3 separate regions of the Homo sapiens genome follow, and all the other regions are linked to region 1. Evidence: chromatin loops called from intact Hi-C (ENCODE). Cell type or tissue: PC-3. All regions are shown on one strand. Links, peaks and the distances in the headings refer to the core of each region. The heading gives the core; the rest is flanking DNA.

What was found. Peaks named below come from ENCODE experiments on the same cell type or tissue, not always from the same donor. Only the 100,000 strongest peaks of a DNase experiment are listed, where the experiment ranks them.
Region 2: a loop joins it to region 1, with 2.4 times the contacts of the local background. A loop is called at or near these places in 2 of 110 quality-filtered maps.
Region 3: it touches region 1 in a loop (7-fold over the local background); 6 of 110 quality-filtered maps call a loop at or near these places.

What each region holds. Positions count from the first base shown.
Region 1 is chr2:121,593,544-121,598,543 of GRCh38, forward strand. All of the region lies in intron 2 of CLASP1 (cytoplasmic linker associated protein 1), which reads right to left. Among named protein-coding and RNA genes, the nearest start is that of CLASP1, 53 kb to the right of the region's middle. RefSeq lists an enhancer at 3,443-3,512. In PC-3, for the core only: CTCF peaks have their summits at 2,805 (motif pointing right) and 3,010; a DNase peak (open chromatin) is centred at 2,838; H3K4me3 peaks cover 691 bases; H3K27ac peaks cover 712 bases.
Region 2 is chr2:121,399,403-121,404,402 of GRCh38, forward strand. It overlaps CLASP1 (cytoplasmic linker associated protein 1), which reads right to left. Exons shown (of 41, transcript NM_001395891.1): 27 at 4,969-5,000; 28 at 2,466-2,468; 29 at 2,107-2,270. Among named protein-coding and RNA genes, the nearest start is that of TFCP2L1, 120 kb to the left of the region's middle. In PC-3, for the core only: CTCF peaks have their summits at 3,077 (motif pointing right) and 3,276; a DNase peak (open chromatin) is centred at 3,099.
Region 3 is chr2:121,684,050-121,695,101 of GRCh38, forward strand. The region is part of intron 2 of NIFK-AS1 (NIFK antisense RNA 1); the gene reads left to right. Among named protein-coding and RNA genes, the nearest start is that of NIFK-AS1, 40 kb to the left of the region's middle. In PC-3, for the core only: a CTCF peak has its summit at 5,454 (motif pointing left); no DNase peak of the experiment used is centred there.

The DNA of each region.
Region 1 (5,000 bases), core at 1-5,000:
GGGAGGCGGAAGTTGCAGGGAGCTGAGATCGTGCCACTGCACTCCAGCCTGGGCAACAAGAGAAAAGAGAAAAACTCCGTCTCAAAAAAAAAAAAAAAAAAAGGAAACTACACAGATATGAGACCTAAATGTAGTGTGTGTTCCAGAACTGGATCATGAAACAGGATTAAAAAAATTTTTTTTTCGGCCAGGCGCAGTGGCTCACGCCTGTAATCCCACCACTTTGGGAGGCCGAGGTGGGTGGATCACCTGAGGTTGGGAGTTCAAGACCAGCATGACCAACATGGAGAAACCCCATCTTTACTAAAAATACAAAATTAGCCAGGGTGGTGGTGCATGCCTGTGATCCCAGCTACTTGGGAGGCTGAGCCAGGAGAATCACTGAACCCGGGAGGCGGAGGTTGCGGTGAGCCGAGATCGCGCCACTGCACTCCAGCCTCAGTAACAAGAGCAAAACTCCGTCTCAAAAAAAAGGCCTGGCGCGGTGGCTCACGCCTGTAATCCCAACACTTTGGGAGGCCGAGGCGGGTGGAGATCGTGAGGTCAGGAGATCGAGACCATTCTGGCTAACACGGTGAAACCCCGTCTCTACTAAAAATACAAAAAATTAGCCGGGCGTGGTGGCGGGCGCCTGTAGTCCCAGCTACTCAGGAGGCTGAGGCAGGAGAATGGCGTGAACCCGGGAGGCGGAGCTTTCAGTGAGCCGAGATCGCACCACTGCACTCCAGCCTGGGCGACAGAGGGAGACTCCGTCTCAAAAAAAAAAAAATTTTCTTGTTGCTATAAAGGACATTAGCATGACAACAGGTGAAATTTGAGTATGTCTCGTAAATCAGGTATTAATAGTCTATCAATTTTTTTTTTTAAGAGACGGAGTCTTGCTCTGTTGCCCAGGCTGGAGTGCAGTGGCATGATCTCAGGTCACTGCAACCTCCGCCTCCCGGGTTCACACCATTCTCCTGCCTCAGCCTCCCGAGTAGCTGGGACTACAGGCACCCGATACCACGCCCGGCTAATTTCTGTATTTTTAGTAGAGACGGGGTTTCACCTTGTTAGCCAGAATGGTCTCCATCTCCTGACCTCGTGATCTGCCCGCCTTGGCCTCCCAAAGTGCTGGGATTACAGGTGTGAGCCACTGCGCCCGGCCAGTAGTCCATCAATCTTAATCCTGATTTAGATAGCTGTCCTAACATTATATAAATGAATGACCTTGTTTCTAAGAACCACTGTATACACAGGTATTGCAGTGAAGCACTGTGTCTACTACTCTCAAATGATTACAATAAGCATAATAATAGAGAAAACAAGACATATGTGATAAAGAGTTAACACTGGGGTCCAGGTGAAACATACATGAAAATTTTTTTAACTGTTTTCTGAGGTTTTCACATGTCTGAATATTTTCCAAAATAAAAAGTTTAAAAAGTATATATGGTCATGATTCTAACAGGACCAAAGAACTATTTTAAATATATTCATCTTAAATATTTTTCATTAAAGTCTAACTCAAAATTCCCTCCCTTTAAGAAATCAACTGTGGGGTACGTCCTTACACCCTTTTCTTTTATGCTCCAATAAATGCTACTATTACCTCTGCTACAAAATTATAAAGAAAATACTGCATATTGCTTCAGCAGTGGGTGCTACAGTCAGACTATTCCGACTAACATCCTGCCTCTGACACTTTCTAGTCATGTAACCTCGGGCAAGTTTCTTCAGTGTCCCCACTTAAAGAATAGGAATAATCACAGGGCTTATCATACAGCATCTATGTTATAATTACACCAGGCAATGCATGCAAAACACTTAACAGTGTCTAGCACATAATGGCGCTTAATAAGTGTTAGCTACTAGTAAACATTAGCTGTTAATCATTAGCCTCATTGTTAGGTCCACGTTCTCACTCCAGCTGTTTTACTTTCTGCCTTGACATTCAATTTATTACTTCTTCTGTTGCATGTATCCTTATTTAAATTTTAGTTTTCTGAAACAAGGGAAAGTATAAGTGTTAAAAATTTTACAATCAAGTGAAATCTTCCTAAAACAGGGGGCCTCAGTCAATGGATTGTTTTATACCAGTCAGTTTTTAACTCACCCTTCACAGACTTCCCAGCCAGCTGCTGCTCTACTCAGGGACTTTATTATCAACACTGAACAACTGATGGATTCATATCTTATTACAAGAGACCCAAGGCCTCTGTTCCAGAGCACAGGCTAACTGACTAGGCCACAAGAAAACATGTAACCTCAGTCCCACATAAAAGTTAACTTTCCTCAGATTTTATGAGTATTTGGTCCCATAATATACATTTTCGTCAACTTCCTTTTACTGACCACATGCTACATATTAAAAGCACTACATGGGCTTATATACATGGGCTTACTGAATCCTCTATGTAGTAAATATCATCAGACCCCTTTTACAGATGAGGAAATACATTCTAGAGAGAAAGCTACCTGCTCAAATATATGAGTGGCAGAGCCAGAAGAGGAATCCAGACAATTCACACTCAAATCTAAAATACTTTCAGTACACTTTGTTGCCCTTGCATATAGGTAAACACATTTAGGAAGAAATGCCACTAATTACATACATCAAGGACACCATTTTTACCAACAATCCATATAAATTTTCTTGACATAACCTTTCCTAAGGTTTTTTGCTTTTGCTTAGTGCTGCTAACTGTAGCTTTTCTACTTATGACAGAGGCACCTGTCTTTTTAGATTAAACCATGGAAATTCACCTCCTACAGCCAATAGGACAAACACTGCAAGGAAAACCTGGAAAAAAATGGACAGTCTCTGAAAAGATGTGTCACTTGGTGGCAGTAGCGAGGAGACTGCCAGAAAAGGAAACAGAAGTCACTTAATCTGAATCCAATAATCTTTTCTGGCTCTCCTCTCAAGGACACAAGCGGGAAAATAAAAACCTCGATGAAAGCCAAGGTTTTGGAGATAGGCAAAGGAAATGAGAGGAACCTCCCTTATCTGTCAACACAGTCTCCTCCTGCCCATAAACACACTTGATCTAGCGGTAACATGTGCTCTGTAAAGCAGCTTAGGAGAGACTACATCTTTTACAGTCTACCAAGGAAGTGCTAACCAGAAAGGGAGAAACAGGAAAGGAAGAGAGACTTTCTCAGAACCCTCTGCAGCTTACACCTTTTGGTTCTTCATAACCCTCTTTAATCCCACTTCTCTGTCAAGGCCTCTCCAACTAAGCATACCCTAATGTTTCTTCTTTCTCCGCATGACAGAATTTATACAAATTCCTATGATGCAATTTAGCACTGACTTATTTCCTATCCTACACTGTGCACCGCCCTCTCATGTGCCCTCCCCGTTCCTCCAATCAGACCACAGGGCAGAAGAAAAGGAAGCTCTGGGTTAATAGGGAACCCACAAATTTCAAATATAAGGCAGCACGGAATGGGCCTTGAGACAAATGTACACGGAGATGAAGCCCACACAGACTGGACAGACCTAGACAGCTTAGACACTGGGCCGGGACCGTACCCAGTTTTTCCCTACTGTGTAAGTACAGCAACTGGCACATCATACGTGTTTAATTAACTCTGGTTGTTGCATAAGGACTTGAGTTCAAGTCTCAGAAATCTTAATTACTAGTTTTATCACCTTGAACAAGTTAGCTAATTTTTTGAGCATCAGTCTTCTCATTTGTAAAATGGGAAAAATAATGTCTACCTCATATGGTAATTACAATTTAAAAAATGAACACATATTTAGCACAATTTCTGGCTCACAGTAAATGCACCACAGCCATAGACTATCATTATTATTGTACAGTATTAAATACAGGTCCACAATTGCTTATCCAAAACTCTAGAGGCCAGGTATATTCTGGAATAAAGAATTTTTCAGATTTTTAGGAAGATAAAATAGTGCACGGAGAGAGAGATAGTGTGTATGTGTGTGTGTATGTGTAATATAGCCCCTTGAATAGAATCCGGGGCAGCAACTCACAATCAAGCACATTAATATTTTTGTAGTGAAACATAGCCTAGCCAGGTACATACAGACTATAAATAGTCTCATGTTAGTTCACTTCAGGTCAAATGGCAAATTAGTAATTAAAAACACTAGGCTTTCAGAGTGCTTTGAATTTTGAAACTGCGGAGAAAGGCCTGTGGGACTGTATTCACAAAAAGCACCAAGCCCCTGCTAAGAAACGTTGTTTCCAATGATCCCAGTAAAGGTACAGGTACTTGCACTGGTGTGGTGTGGATGTGAGGCTGCATGTTACTGCACTGCTGCGCAGAATCAAAGCTGTCAAGATGACCTGAGAAAGCTGCGTAGCATAAGTCCCCCCCCAATTCCCTCCAGTTGCATAGCCCAGGCGGTCTCTCCAAGACAGGTCATTCTTAACATTTCATCCCTTCTCACCTGATGAGGGAAGAAGGAAGAACAGAAGCAGCTGGAAGTGAGTGCAAGAACCTATCCCCACCACTTTTCCCTTTCTGCAAGTTTTAAGGCAGACAGGAAGAGGAGACCAGATCAATGAGGACAGCCATATTCAAAATTTGGGGTTATTTTTATTATTTAATGTCTCCTTCCAGGATTCCCATGGTCACTATGACAACAGGGAACCTTCACAAATCCTTCCATGTTGAACAGCACCGCCATGGTGTAGCATAGTGCTGTTCTGAATGTATGCTTATTTAAATAACCAATTACTCAACCCACAGATGGCTTCTACTACCAAAGAAAGTTCAAGGCCAGCTCACTGTAGATGATTAGCAGTAAGCTAACAGAATTCAAACTGATCCCAATATGAGTCTGAGTGAGAGAGGCAAGTTTTTCTGAAATATCACATAAGGTAGTCAAGTTTTACTGGAACACAGCCAAGCCTGTTCATTTACCTATTACCTGTCACTGCTTTTGCAATACAACGATTCATATTAGTTGAATATTTCAAAGAGCATATGGTCTCACAAAGCCCAAAATAGGTACTATCTGGGTTTTAAGGAAAAGTTTACTA
Region 2 (5,000 bases), core at 1-5,000, 190 kb before region 1:
AAATGTCTCTCCCTTCTTCTGGCAGCATGGGGTGGATGGAGAATACATTTCAGTAATGGGTGTGTATAATCGGGAAATACGCCATTGTTAGGCACAGGTAAAGGAAAGGAAATTGAGGCAGATTAGCACTCAAGTCTATAAACTGAGAAGCAATTCTCAGCCATCACTAAAACCTCCTATTAGCAGTCGCTGACTATTCTAGATCAGCTTAAACAGCTGTGCATCTCAACTGCTGAGAAAAAGAAGGGAATATTAAAAACGCTTTAGGCACTCAGACCAAATCTACTGAGATTAGGACTCTTAAAGGGGCATCCAGGAAAACTAACAGGAGGTCACAATTGTATTCCTTAATCACCAAAGTTTAGGAACACAATCTTAATACTCCTACCATTCCTAAATATATGAAATAGATCTGGTCATTGGTAAATTCACCTAAATTAAGCGACCTACAGGCCAAGTCTGGCTCACATGTGTTTTATTTGGCCTTCACAGTATCTTAAAAAATTCTCAAATATGTTGCCCAAATCCACATTTCTGACCTTTCTTGAAAAGTCTGGTACTACTGAGCCCATGTCCCAATGTGGCCACAACCGGCCCCAGTCTATCAACAGCCATCCTATCTACTCCACTCAATTATACCAGCTTATCAGCCTAGCCCCTCAGTCAATCTTGGCTAAACCTTTATAATCCACTGGTATAATGGTGTACTGTAATGCTCCCTAACTCCACTAAGTTTAGCCATGCAAAGGAATGACGAAGTTTGAAAGCTTTATTGCAAATTTAGTACATTACTTTGATTCTTATTTATTTATTTATTTAATATTCTTTTTTTATGGCCTCACCGACAGATGCAAGTACATTACTTTGAGTTCATTAAAAACCAGAAGGGTAATCGCTCTGGATAACAGAATTCTAGAGCAATGCAATTACACAGACTGACAGGGTCAAGGGCCAAAAGAAAACAGCTGGCATCATGGTGTAGAGGAACAGACGCATACTTTGAAGTCAGAGTCATGTAAAAGCTGCACGCATAGGGAGATGCCGGCAGGGCAGGATGTGCTACTGTGCTAGTCAAGGGAGCCAGAGAGGGAAGAGAAGGTTCCAGTGCTATCCATACCACCCCCCTGCCCCCACAGGAGGTGAGGACACACACCCACAAGATAGCCTGCAACAATAAAAACAGACAACAGTGCAATCTTCAGAAATCCTGGATTTGCGTTCCCAAACAGCCACTAACACAAAGTCAAGGCAAACTGTCTGTTTCTCACTGATAAAATGAGCATCATCTTTAAGGTCCTTCCATCTTGAAATTCTATGATAACTAGAATTATTCCAGTTTGTAGTAACTTATAAAAGTCATTGCCCTGATAATTTTCTGAGTGACTTGGAAGTTATTCCTTTGTTCTTTAAAAAAGTTCACCAATTTGACATTCCCCCCATCCATCTTCCACCAAATCACAACCAAGACATTATTGCAAAGTGTCTTCTGAGATGTTTCAACTTTCATACTTGCATATTGAGGACCCACAACTGCATAGACAATAGAGAAGCGGTTTCTGAACAGCAGCAGCATGTACTTTTTCTAACTTTTCTGGGCTTCAGCAGCTTTTCTTTTCTCATAACAGCCAGAAGGGTCACAACTACTGCAAATGTGCTATTAATCTCTAGCCAGTGTACTATTAATTTAGAGAATTTTCCTGGACCAATGGAAACTCTACATCATACACCGATAGAAAAATTTCTAGTAAGACTTGTAAGTTGAAGTAATAAAAATACTAAGGTCTTCAGAGAAATGTAAACAAATATTCTAAATGTTCCCTTTAAATGTTTTTTAATGAGAAGAGAATCAATTTCCAAAGTTTTACATTTGTTTATTATATATGTCTTAAATACTCACAAAAGTAATATCAACACAAGGAAGATATGGTATTTCATTTCATGGACTGGTGGGACATGTCAACAAGTATGTCAACAACAGAAAGTGAGAACTGAGTAAAAGAGATATTCAAGGGGGTGACAAAGGCCATGGGTAACAAAAGAGAATGGCAAAAAGTCACTTACAAGTATCCTGTAACATCAAAATGGACCTAACCCTTAAACACTTACCTTGTGACATCTAGAGCCTTTTGAACTTTTGCTTGCACAGATCCAAGTAAATCTGCTCCCATTTTCTTAAGTAATTGTGTGAGAAGAACAAAAAGCCAGTCTTGTAAATCATCCTTATGAATTATTATAAAATCCACAAGAGTCTCCAAAAACATACTGAAAACCTAGACACAAATGAAAACCAAGTAGTTCACATATTGAATTCACGATCTCCTCCAAAGTCTACAAAACATTAAAAATGCCCATACGTGCTTTGCCCAGACTCTTGTAACTTAGGTTAACACTGTTAACAACTGTTCATAGTACAGAAGGAAAATGTAGTGCAGAAAACAGATAAAGGAAAAAGAAATGGAACTTACTCTCTGTTGTGAATTCCACCGCAAACGAGGCCATGCAACAAAACAAATTCCATGTTAGTTGGCAGTGAATTAATACCATTTTCATGCGTTTTTTTAAGAAAACCTGAAAAGGCTACAAACCAATGAAATATTCTCTCCTCCATCAATGTAAGTCTTTAAAAAGCAGTACAGAGAGAAATTAACTTTTCTGTGTTTAATCCTGAAGGCTTTTCTTTCTTAAACAACAACAAATCCTCTTGCCCTAATTCTATAGTATTCTTATTCACTATCTAGCAGTCAACAAATACTATTATAAAATGAGCCAATAAAAACACCTACTCACTATTGTGTAGCTATTGCTTTTCACGTCAGACATTTTGATGTATACCAATTTCAGATATCATAAAGTAATAGATTACGGCTTAGAATAAAATATATAAAAATATTAACATAATCATCATGCTGTTGTGTAATGATTTTTGCTAAGGCAAAATAGAGTGCACAGTGGAATATCTCTGAACCAATTTCAGAGAGAAAAGTAGCACTGAGTATCCCTACCTTGTTAATGAAACTTGTTCTACTTGGACAAACCACAAACCCTATACCGCCTCATTTCTAGCACAGCAACTATTCACCACCAGGGGTCTCCTGTGAGACAGCTCAGGAAAAAGTCATTCAGCTGTGGGATTCCTGGCTTCACTTACAGGCAGCTAACAAATACTAACTAAACTGAGACCTCCAAACTCACTGTACAAGAGACTTCTGATGGAAACAAATTTCCTTCTTTATCCTCACATTCTGCTTCTGAATCAGCAATCTAGGGGTGACAGGTAACAGAAATTTATCAGTGTTCTAAACCATCTAATAGTGTTCACGTTATAAATCTTAAGAATCTAATTATGCTTATGAGTTAAATCTTACTGCTTTTACCACTACCTTAGAGAAAAATCTTGATAAATTTTATCTTTGGATATCTATGTGGCCTTTAAGCTCAGTCTTTCCTGAATTTTTATTGAGACAGAGTCTCACTCTGTTGTTCAGGCAGGAGTGCAGTGGTGCGATCTCAGCTCACTGTAACCTCCACCTCCCAGGTTCAAGTGATTGCCTCCCAAGTAACTGCGATTACAGGTGCCCGCCACCATGCCCAGCTAATTTTTATATTTTTAGTAGAGACAGGGTTTTGCCATGTTGGCCAGGCTGGTCTCGAACTCTTGACCTCAGGTGATCTGCCCACCTCAGCCTCCCAAAGTGCTGGGATTACAGGTGTAAGCCACTGTGCCCAGTGGATTTTTATTAATATTGTTAATGTTGACTTTGCTGTGAGGGTCACAGCAGAAAGTTTAAAGACATGCTTCAAGAATGACACTGAGTGAGGAGAGCTGTTGTGGGGGGAGGGGAGGAGAACCCTTGCATTCATCCCCTTTACTCTCATGAGCACCTCAAAAGGCTGGGACCATATCTTCTTTTCTATATCCCTGCCCCAGAGCAGGTACTCAGTAAATGTTAAATGACTGGGTGAATGAATGGGTGGATGGATGTTTGATATTTCAAGGACAATTCCTACGAGGAAGCAAGGATAGGAAAAGAAAGAAGATGATGATGACTAACTGGCTGGGCTCTCTGGCCATCACAGGTTTCTTTCTTCCAGCAAGACTTGGAGGAGCCCATCTTTACTAGGAAAACTGTAGTTGATCCTGCATGTCAGCATTAAAGATTTGCTTCTGCTCATTTAAGGTTCTATCCATTTCCACACCTTACCTTCTTCCTCTAAAAGCATCTAATAGTCTCTAAGGGCCTTCTCCCTAACAATAGTATTTAAAATCTAGACTCCAAGTAAACTTCTGTAAAGATACCCTGTCTCACGTCTTTTCCACCACCCCTGGAAAGTGTTCTGTCCCATACTCATGGGCATTTCCCCCTCAGCTGGGACTCTCTCATCAAAAAAAGCATTCCTTGGGCTTAGTGTTCCCTATGGCCCTCAGGAGGTGTGGGCACCAGCTAAGTGATCCCCGTTCAGCAAATTCTTGGTAACAGCAAAATCCTATTTTATGAAATAACCTGGTTTATCAATAAATCCATTACATATTCTCATTTTTTCTATCTTGTCCTATACGGACATATTCTACACGGGATACAAAAATAATTATATACTTATTTTCTTCACTACTATAACATTAAAAAATGCATGATATTATAATATAATCTTATACCCTAGCACCTACCTCACTGTTTGGCTAAGAGGAGACATACAAAAATATTTGCTGAATATAAGAAAGACCATCTGATTCTCTCCCTGATAACATTTACTTGAAACACACTTATTTAACTTGAAATTTTATGCACATTTAAGTTTCCAAGAATTCTGTTTTTAAAAGATGTAACATACACTAGTGCTGAAACCGGTGTGACTCTGTAAGGTCGGAACTGCACTATCGGGAATTCTCTCTCATTCTTGGGTAGTATATCACACAGAGCACACAGACATGCAGGGGTAAAGACAGGGCAGGCATGACTTCAGACTTACCTTGCTATGAGGGTCAGCAAACATCCGAGTGA
Region 3 (11,052 bases), core at 3,044-8,043, 94 kb after region 1:
ATTTACCTTTCTAGTGTCCTTTCTTTTTGCATCTCGCACATTAATCTCTAGCCTCATCCGGCTCTTGAATCCTTGCCTAACTTGACTTCTTTCACATCTACATCCACATCCATGTCCTCTCACGGTGCTAATTTTTCTTTTTATGAGAGCTGTTGCTAACAGATTGGCTTTTTTTTCTTAAGTCTTTAATTTACTTTTTTTTTTTTTTTTTTTTTTTTCTGAGTTCTCCTGCTCCTACGGCCAGCTGGCGGGGCTGGGCAACGGCACGGGCCTTGCCCCCGCGCACTGCTGTCTGTCTCTCCTGTTTTCTTCTGATTCTCTTTTTCACACTTACTCTTAGTGTTTCTTTTTCCTTTGCTCTTTCCCAGTTTTGTTCCTTGGTCACAGTTAACATACACCTTGGTGGCCACTTTTATAGACTAGGTGGTATTCATGCCTGCAGCTTCTGCTTGATGTTACCCTGGGCTTGCTTTACAAATAAAATATTCAGTGCATACTGATTTTCAGCAGCCTCAGGGTTAAGTGGGGTATAAAGCCAGAATGCTTTATAGAGTCTCTTATAAAACTGACTTAGGCTCTTGTCAGCTCCTTGAAGGATTTCTGAAATCTTTTTTATATTACTTGCTTTTTTCTACCAACTTTTAGACTCTGCAGAAGTGCTTCTCAGTACCTCTGCAAATGCTGAAGCTGAATTGCATTCTCTGGGTCTTTTTTTCCCTTTTTTCTAGAGTTTAACAGGCTCTTTTCTTTATACAATTTTTTATGCACTTGGAGGGTTAAACAGGCATACCCAGAGTCAGTGTAAATGTTTACAAGTCTTACCTTCACTGAGTTCTAAGGCCCGAATTAAAGCAATGAGCTCAGCTTAACAACAGTGTCCAGGGTTACCACCGCATATTCTGCACCTCTCTCTCCTTGGGGGTTGATGAAGCTGTTCCCGTCCACGTATAGCTCCCAGTCTATTGATGCCCAAGGCTGGTCCTGGAGGTTAGGTCTGCTAGAGTAAATTTGAGTCCAACACCTCTACACAGTTATGCTCGACAGGGCTTTAGCTGCCGGGAGCAAGGTGGTGGGTTCAGGGTGTTTCCAGTTTAGTAGATCAATGGTTGAAAAGGGCTGATAGATGAAAGTCTGTTGTCCCCCCCAACCCCCCGGATGTGGGCCTGGTCATTATAATAGACAGGTCCTCGTGTCTCCCTGAGAGGCATTTGCATAGCCTCTCAGATCTGAGATGGCCCACTTGACTATCTTGATTTCCTTCCTTGGTCTCTCGAAGCTCCGATCCTCCCCTTCAAGGTAAAACCTGGAGCGTGTTAGCTCCTGAATCTCATTTCTGAGGGGGTTGTTGGCCTCAGTAAAGCGGGGTAGGCTGGGATATATGGAGAAAGAATTTCTGTTATCTCTGGCGGCTCCCGCAAAACTGGCTTCTCTTGCTGTTTCTGGGACTCCCTTTTTAACTCTGTCTGCCGGCGAAGCTGCTCTTTTACTTTTGGCTTTTTTGCAATAAGCTGTTCAACAGGGCTAAATTTATGCTGGTTTTGCCTATATTATATTTAACCATGAGTCAATATAAAGGAATTTGATCTAGGTACACTGGCTGCCCTCTGACCCCTGTCACCACCTTAAATACATGGCCAATAGTTCCCTGTCTATAGTTCCTTCGGTGGGCCATCTAACACCAAAAGAGGGCAATTCTAATTCACACAGAGTTCTTAACCTCTAGGGGGTTAACTTAACTCTATAATCTCCCACAGAACCTTTCCTAAGGTTCTGTAACATGCATTTTAATAGAGTAAGTTTTGATGCTTTGATGACTTTCCTTTTATTTTTCTTTTTGAAATTTTTTAACATAGTTCCTAGCGGAGTGGGCTTACTTTGTGTCTGACCTATTTTTCTCTTGAAACAAAAAAAATTCACACTACAAGAAGGAAAGGGTAAAAGGTCACTCACTCGTCTAATTCACACTAAATCAAAATCAAAACTAAAACCAAAGTGTTGTTAAAGGCACACCTGTTCGTCAAGCAATTTATGCCAAGTCAAAATCAGAACCAAAACCAAAGTACCAATAAAGGCATGCCTGTTTATCAAGCAATTCAAGTCAAGTCAAAATCAAGGTTAAAACCAAAGTATCAAGCAATTCAAGTCAAGTCAAAAACAAAAACCAAAGTGCCAGTACAGACACGCTGTGGGTGATCAGGCCACGCTTCCACTCAAACGGAGTGGGCAAGTTCCAAAGACCAGTCTTACCAAGTTTCAGATGTCCGGACTCCAAGTGCCTGTTCCTTCCCGGTGTTCAGCCACTGCGTTGATCCTCCACCGGGGCCTGCCACGCGCTGCTCTGGCAAGGCGTTCCACTGGGGCAAATGCCTACCCGGGAGCACTCTCAGGATCCGCATTGCTCAAGCCGGAGTCCCCCACAGGGATGCTCTACAGAGCATGCATAAGCTGCCTAAGGGGCTACCTCGACCGTCAGTTAATCACCTCATTTCCCGGTCAGGGAACCAAGAAATGTAGCAGGACGAGCCACAGACGAAACTCCTCAGACACCGAATTAAAGAAGGAAGAGGTTTTTATTCGGCCGGGAGCATCAGCAGACTCATGTCTTAAGAGCCGAGCTCTCCGAAAAAGAAATTCTTGGCCTTTTTAAAGGCTTACAACTTTAAGGGGTCCATGTGAAAGGGTCGTGATAAATCGAGCAAGCGTGGGAAATGTGACTGGAGGCTACATGCATCAGCTAACAGAACAAAAAGTTTTACAGCGCTTTTTTCATACAGTGTCTGGAATTTACAGATAACACAGGTAGTTTAGGTCAGGGGTTGATGTTACTATTATTACTTTTTTTAACTCCTAGGGCCAGGTGGTGGTGCCAAGGTTGTCTGGCTATTTATCTTACTTTTGTTTTTTTCCAACTTTTTGCTTTTTATCTCCTCCTGTCTTGTGAACTAGGCAAGGTGGGGGGAGGAGGGCAGCAGGAGTAGTAGTGGTCTCCTTCCTTAAGACTAAGGGCCAGCATGCACACTGGAAGAATGGGGTGGAGCCACCAGGAATTCATGCCTAATGCTGGAGAGGAGCCACGCCTTTTCAACTTGCATGTGATGGCCTTGTATTCAATTTGTGAGGTGGATACCTGCATATAGGACCCTCCTTTTGCTTAATAAATTCCGCCCTCCTCACCTTTCTTTTCTTTTTTTTGAGACTGAGTCCTGCTCTGTTGCCCATGCAGGAGTGCAATGGCATGCTCTTGGCTCACTGCAAAACTCTGCCTCCCAGGTTCAAGTGATTCTCCTGCCTCAGCCTCCTGAGTAGCTGGGACTACAGGCATGTACCACCATGCCTGGCTAATTTTTTGTATTTTTAGTAGAGATGGGGTTTCACTAATTTGCCCAGGCTGGTCTTAAACTCCTGACCTCAAGTATCTGCCCACCTCAGCCTCCCAAAATGCTGAGATTACAAGTGTGAGCCACCGCACCTGGCACCATCCTCACCTTTCAATGTTTCTGCGTGCCTAATTTTTCTGGATTTAGCTGAACCAAGGAACAAAAAATTCTGCATCATTAGTTGTGCTGGCTTCCACTTGTGCCTGCCAGTATCCCACATTTACATTTAATCTTGGGTTCCCAAAGACAGGAACCCCATGAGACCAGGCCACACAGTGCTTCCACAGCACACCTTTCTGTAAAGACATTCCCCTGAGGCTAGTGGGCAACCCAATGCAAATCAGCCCACTCTGTGATCAGCTCATCTTCCATCAGAGTCTTAACCATTGGTAGTGAATGTTCCCACAACCTCCAGGTGTTCAAACCTGCCTTTTAATCTAAGTGCGTAAAGAACAAATAGCCCATTGCAATAATAATCATTCACTACAACCCTGTCAGCCACTTTCCAGGTTTTGCCAGTGACTCGTCAGCCACTGCACACGCAAAAGTCAAGTTCTCTCTCATAGTAAAAAGTAATTCCTGGTACCCCAAAAGCCAAAGATCAGGTACTACTTTTAACAGCTCTTGGCCTGGCACAGTGGCTCATGCCTGTAATCCCAGCACATTGAGAGGCCGAGGCGGGCAGATCACCTAAGGTCAGGAGTTCAAGACCAGCCTGGCCAACATGTTGAAACCGTGTCTCTACAAAAATACAAAAATTAGCCGGGCATCATGATGGGTGCCTGTAATCCCAGCTACTCGGGAGGCTGAGACAGGAGAATTGTTTGAACCCAGGAGGTGGAGGTTGCAGTGAGCCGAGATCGCACCACTGCACTCCAGACTGGGTGACTGAGACTCCATCTCAAAAAAAAACAACAACAAAAAACAGCTCTTAGAATTCTTCATTAGTTACAATTTTGTTTCCTCCGTGGCAATATGAATTGCAATTTGTGAATTAAAAACATTAGAATTTGAAAAAATTTTGGCTGGACATGGTAGCTTATGCCTGTAATCCCTAGCACTTTGGGACGCCGAGCGAGGCAGGCAGATCACCTGAGGTCTGGAGTTCAAGACCAGCCTGACCAACATGGTGAAACCCCTTCTCTACTAAAAAAATACAAAAATTAGCCCAGTGTGGTGGCGCATGCCTGTGGTCCCAGCTACTCAGGAGGCTGAGGCAGGAGAATCGCTTGAACCCGGGAGGCAGAGGTTGCAGTGAGCCAAGATCATGCCACTGTACTCCAGCCTGGGTGACAGAGTGAGACTCAGTCTCAAAAAATAAATAAATAATAATAAATAAAATAAAATAAAATTCAAAATTATCTGGACATCTGAATTTTATCTGACATGCCCTTTCATCATATTGCTATATCCTTTGTCTTTCCTCAATTATATTTTATCAAGAAGGCCTTTTCCAACCATTTTATTTAGTATGGCTCCCCCACCTCCACTTCTCTCATAAATTGTTCTGGCCCTAGCACCAGCATACAGCATAGTTTCCTGTTTATTTGCTTAGTGTCTGTCTCCTTCAGTATAGAATGTAATCTTGTGGCGGTCATGGTGGCTAACACCTGTAATCCCAGTACTTTGGGAGGCTGAGGCACGTGGATCATTTGAGGTCAGGAATTCAATACCAGCCTGACCAATGTGGTGAAACCCTATCTCCACTAAAAATACAAAAAAATTAGTCTGGCATGGTGGCACAAGCCTGTAGTCACAGCTACTCAGGAGACTGATGCAGGAGAATTGCTAGAACCCGGGAGACAGAGGTTGCAGTGAGCTGAGATCGCACCACTGCACTCCAGCCTGGGCGACAGAGTGAGACTCCATCTCAAAAAAAATAAAGTAATCTTGTGAGGGCAGGATTTTGATGCTATGTTCACCACTGACTCCAAAATGGCACATAGCGGGCTCTCAGTAGATATCTATTGAACAAATGGAAGCATAAATAAACAAGCAATGCTACACTTGCTTTCTCCAGCACCATGGGAGCAGATCCAGGGAGCAGACAGGGAAAGAAGGCTACAGCCCCTGCCCCCTGGTGGAGCTGGAAGAATCAATAATTTTCATTTATTTATTCATCTAATGTGCTTTGCACGCTCCCTATCTGCCAGGATCAGCTTGTTGCCAGGGATACCGGGTAAACAATCCCATAAGGTTCCTGTGGTCTGGAGGAAGAAACAGACATTAACGCACAATAGGGAGATGGTTACTTAATTATAGTGGTGAACTGTCAATGAAGGAAAAGCAAAAAAAAAAAAAAGGTCTAACCTGGTATAGGGGTCAGGGGAGACTTCCTCAAGGAAGGGATATGGAGTTGAGGCCTGAGGCTGAGCATGAATTAACTGGAGGCAGAGCTCTGTGGGTGGAGATGTCATTCCAAGCAGGAAGCCCGGTTAATGCAGGTACCTTGATAGAAGGAAGGCCAGGGTGAGGAAAAAGGCCGGGTTACAGGCAGTTACTAGGAACCTTGTGGCCTGACTTGTTGCTGAGGAGGAAGCAATAGCCAGCTCAGAGGGCCTTGTAGTTCAGGTGATGCCCCATTTCTGTGTTAGTCTATTTTTGCGTTGCTATAAAGAAATACCTGAGGCTGGGTAATTTATACAGAAAAGAGGTTTAATTTGGCTCACAGTTTAGTAGGCGCCAGGAAGCATGGCGCTGGCATCTGCTCCTGGTGAAGGCTCAGGGAGCTTTCAATCATGGCGGAAGGTGAAGGAGGAGCAGGTGTGTCACATGGTAAGAGTGGGACAGAGAGACAGAGACAGGGAGAGAGAGAGTGCAAGAGAGAGCAAAGGAGGGAGGAGGAGCCAGCCTTCCTTAAACAGCCAGCTCTCATGTGAACTAACAGAGTAAGTACTCACTCATCACCACGGGGAGGACACCAAGCCATTCATGAGGGATCCGCCCCCAAGACCCAGACACCTCCCACCAGGCCCCACCTCCAACACTGGGAATCGCATTTCTTTTTCTTTGTTTTTTAATTTTGTACTTTAAGTTCTGGGATACATGTGCAGAACATGCAGGTTTGTTACATAGGTATACATGTGCCATGGTGGTCTGCTGCACCTATCAACCTGTCATCTAGGTTTTAAGCCCCACATGCATTAGGTATTTGCCCTAAAGCTCTCCCTCCCCTTACTCCTCCCCCATAGACCCTGGTGCGTGACATTCCTGTCCCTGTGTCCATGTGTTCTCATTGTTCAACTCCCACTTATGAGTGAGAACATGTGGTGTTTGGTTTTCTGTTCCTGTGTTAGTTTGCTGAGGATAATGGCTTCCAGTTTCATCCATATCCCTGCAAAGGACATGAACTCATTCTTTTTTATGGCTGCATAGTATTCCATGTTGTATATTTGCCACATTTTCTTTATTCAGTCTATTATTGATGGACATTTGAGTTGGTTCCAAGTCTTTGCTATTGTAAATACTGCTGCAATAAACATACATGTGCATTTGTCTTTTTTTTTGAGTCAGAGTCTCGCTCTGTCGCCCAGGCTGGAGTGCAGTGGCAAGATCTCAGCTCACTGCAAACTCCGCCTCCCAGGTTCAAGCAATTCTCCTGCCTCAGCCTCCCGAGTAGCTGGGATTACAAGCGCACGCCACCATACTCGGCTAATTTTTTGTATTTTTAGTAGAGAAGGGGTTTTGCCATGTTGTCCAGGCTGGTCTCAAACTCCCAGCCTCATGATCTGCCTGCCTCAGCCTCCCAAAGTGCTGGGATTACAGGTGTGAGCCACAATGCCTAGCCATGTGTCTTTATAGTAGAATGATTTATATTCCTTTGAGTATATGCCCCATGGGAGGGAATCACATTTCAACATGAGATTTGGAGGGGACACACATCTGAACCACATCACACAGCATATTCCCAACTCCAGCTCCCTCCTCTCCACAAGAATGTAGGATACCCATCACTCCCAGGATCAGCTTCCTTGAGCCCAATCCTCTGTAACTCACTGAGATGCTATGAAGTGCCTGGTAGGTGCCACACTGTGCCACAGTCATGCTCCAAGACAGTGTGGAGTGAGGGCCAGAGGGCCAGGAGGCAGGATTGGTTTGGAGACATTGCCTTTCTTCAAACCTCAGTTTCCTCTTAAATCAAATAAATGATTGCAGAAGATAAGCTCATATTAATTCCATTTCTAGGAAAAATCTGTGTTCCAAACAGTAGCACTGACTAATGGAAAGTACAACTGGCTGTTTCCCTTGAACAGTGGGTTTATTGTTGTTTTTCCAATTATAAAAGTAATAAGATTATTTGTAAACTATAGAACAGTAGAAAAAGTTTCTTGAATGAGATTTGGTTTTCAATCAGGGCAAATAAAGACTTTTCTGGGATTAAGAGGGCTGTTTCTTCTCCATTACTTTATACGGACCCGTACTGGGGACTTGTCAGCTGTTCAAGTACAACGCACCCAGTTTTGGTTCTGTACCAGGATTAGGCCTACAATATTTCAGAATTCATATACAAACCCCAATAAAGTGTTAAAGGAGATGACTGCCCTATAACCTATGTTTTGCTGAATGTTTACTATGAGGTTTTTTTTTTACCATCCTCATGAGTATGGTATTGTAACTGAAACTCTCCAGGAAAATTCCTCTGCTTAAAACTAAAAATCAAGTGTATCTCAGGAAACTCTACTGTCCCATCTGAAATGCCTCTGTTGTGTGTTGTCTGCAAAGGTGGAGTCTCCCTGTTTTGTTCAGGCTGGTCTCGAACTCCTGGGTTCAAGGAAATCTCTCTCCTCACCCTCCTGTGTAGCGGGGACTGTAGGCACCTGGCTGTGGTGGATACTATTAAGCCAAATTCCAGTCAGCATCCTCTTTTCAATGAAGTTGAAAGGAGAGATGATGAAACTGGCAGTGTTACTGAATGGGAAATAAAGGTGGGAATACACATTGTGAGTGAAGACACGGAAGTAACTTCTGCAATACAACCTTGTAAGAGTCTTAATGCTACACTCCTTTGTTTATCAAATGATGTACCTTTATCGTAAGGGAAGAACCTGGGCCATTCCCTCTGGTGTTGAGAGGCAATTTGGAAACTCTGCCATTTCTTAGGACTGAGTATTTAATATACTATTTTGTGGAAATCTGAGAGGCAGAAATGGGATTTAATGATCTCAACTGTCATCCATCTAAAAAACCTAATTTGCAATTTTAAATAAAATGGCATGTTGCCTTCTACTATTCTCTTTTTGTTTTTTGAGACGGAGTCTTGCTCTGTCACCCAGGCTGGAGTGCAGTGGCACAATCTCAGCTCACTGCAACCACTGCCTCCTGGGTTCAAGCGATTCTCCTGCCTCAACCTCCCGGGTAGCTGGGATTACAGGCACACGCCACTATTCTAGGCTAATTTTTTTATTTTTTGAGACGGAGTCTCGCTCTTTGCCCAGGCTGGAGTGCAGTGGTACAATCTCAGCTCACTGCAACCTCTGCCTCCTGGGTTTAAGCGATTCTCCTGCCTCAGCCTCCTGAGTAGTGGGATTACAGGTGCGCACCACCACGCCTGGCTAATTTTTGTATTTTTAGCAGAGACGGGGTTTCACCATGTTGGCCAGGCTGGTCTCAAACTCCTGACCTCAGGTGATCTGCCTGCCTCAGCCTCAGCCTCCCAAAGTGCTGGCGTGAGCCACGGCTCCCAGCCTACTATTCCCCTTTTAAAACAGGAACCAACCCTGCATTTAATTTTATGAAGTCTGATTTATTTATTTATTTATTTATTTATTTATTTATTTAGAGATGGAATCTCATTCTGTCACCCAGGCTGGAGTGCGGTGGCGCAATCTCGGCTCACTGCAACCTTTGCCTCCTGGGTTCAAGCGATTCTCCTGCCTCAGCCTCCCGAGTAGCTGGGACTAAAGGTACCTGCCACCACGACTGGTGAATTTTTGTATTTTTAGTAGAGATGGGGTTTCACGATGCTGGTCAGGCTGTTCCACTATGTTGGCCAGGCTGGTTTCAAACTCCTGACCTCAGGTGATCCGCCTGCCTCGGCCTCCCAAAGTGCTGGGATTACAGACGTGAGTCACTCTGCCCAGCCGAAGTCTTATTTATGAACAAAATTTGTGTTATTAAAAAGAAAGTAGTCAGGTACGGTGGCTCATGCCTGTAATCCCAGCACTTTGCAGGGCTGAGGCGGGTGGATTGCCTGAGGTCAGGAGTTCGAGACCAGCCTGGCCAACATAGTGAAACCCCATCTCTACTAAAAATACAAAAAATTAGCTGGGTGTGATGGCGGGCACCTGTAATCCCAGCTACTAGGGAGGCTGAGGCAGGAGAATCGCTTGAACCTGGGAGGCGGAGGTTGTGGTAAGCCACGATTGCACTCCAGCCTGGGCAACAAGAGTGAAACTCCGTCTCAACCAAACAAACAAAGTAGAAAAAAATAAAATTTTCTCTGTCTCATTATCCAAAGATAACTAGTATTAAAATGTCTCACTGTATACATTACTCTTGTTTTTTTTTTTTTGTTTTTTTTTTTTGTTTTTGAGATGGAGTTTCACTCTTGTTGCCCAGGCTGGAGTGTGGAGTGCAATGGCATGATCTCAGGCCACTGCAACCTCCACCTCCCAGGTTCAAGTGATTCTCCTGCCTCAGCCTCCCGAGTAGCTGGGATTACAGGTATGCGCCACCACGCCTGGCTAATTTTTTGTATTTTTAATAGAGACAGGGTTTCTCCATGTTGGTCAGGCTGGTCTCGAACTTCCAACCTCAGGTGATCCTCCAGCCTTGGCCTCCCAAAGTGCTGGGATTACAGGCATGAGCCACCACGCCCAGCCATACATTACTCTAGTTTTAACACAGCCATCATCGAACTCTATATTAAATACTGAGTTTAGTTGTTTTCATTTATTTCAACAATAATCATTTGGCTTTATTATAATGAGTTTTTCATGATTACAGTACTATTTCACAGTACTATTCTCCTATAGTTGAGTGTTTTAGTATCATTTTTTACATTATTAATAATATTGCAATTGGTATTTTGGTACAGAAAGCTTTTATTGTACTTAGAATTATTTCCTTAGGCTAGAGTCCCAGAACAAAGATCAAAAAGTACAAACATTTTTAAGGTTCTTGACACTTTAAAAATGACTTTCCAGCAGGGCACGGTGACTCATGACTATAATCCCAGCACTTTGGGAGTCCAGCAGTTTGAGAGCTGCCTGGGCAACATAGCAAGAACCTGCCTCTGTTATTTAAAAAAAAAAAAAAAAGATTTAAAAAATTACTTCCCAAAAGCATTTGCTAGTATACATGCCCACTGGCAATATAAGTCTCTGTCTCTTGTAATTATTTTTTGAAAATATCTGCAATTTATTGGGGTGGAAGATTTTCTGAGGTGGTGTCATATTTTGGGATGGTGTGTCCCGAGCCCCAACAGAACATATTCTGAATCCAAAACCTCAAAATTGGCTAAGACCCAAAATGTTGGTCATTTGCATTTGGCAGATTAAATGAAACAAATCACCTTTCCCCCACTGACAATTCCCCATCAGGGATCACCAAGGGCCAGAAAAAGGCCAGGGACTCTGGTAGAAGTCGGGTACAGTGAGGTCATCGCAAATGGCTTTTTTCCGGGCTCTGTCACAACCTGGGAGAATATTCCTAGGGATGACAGAGCTGGGGAGGG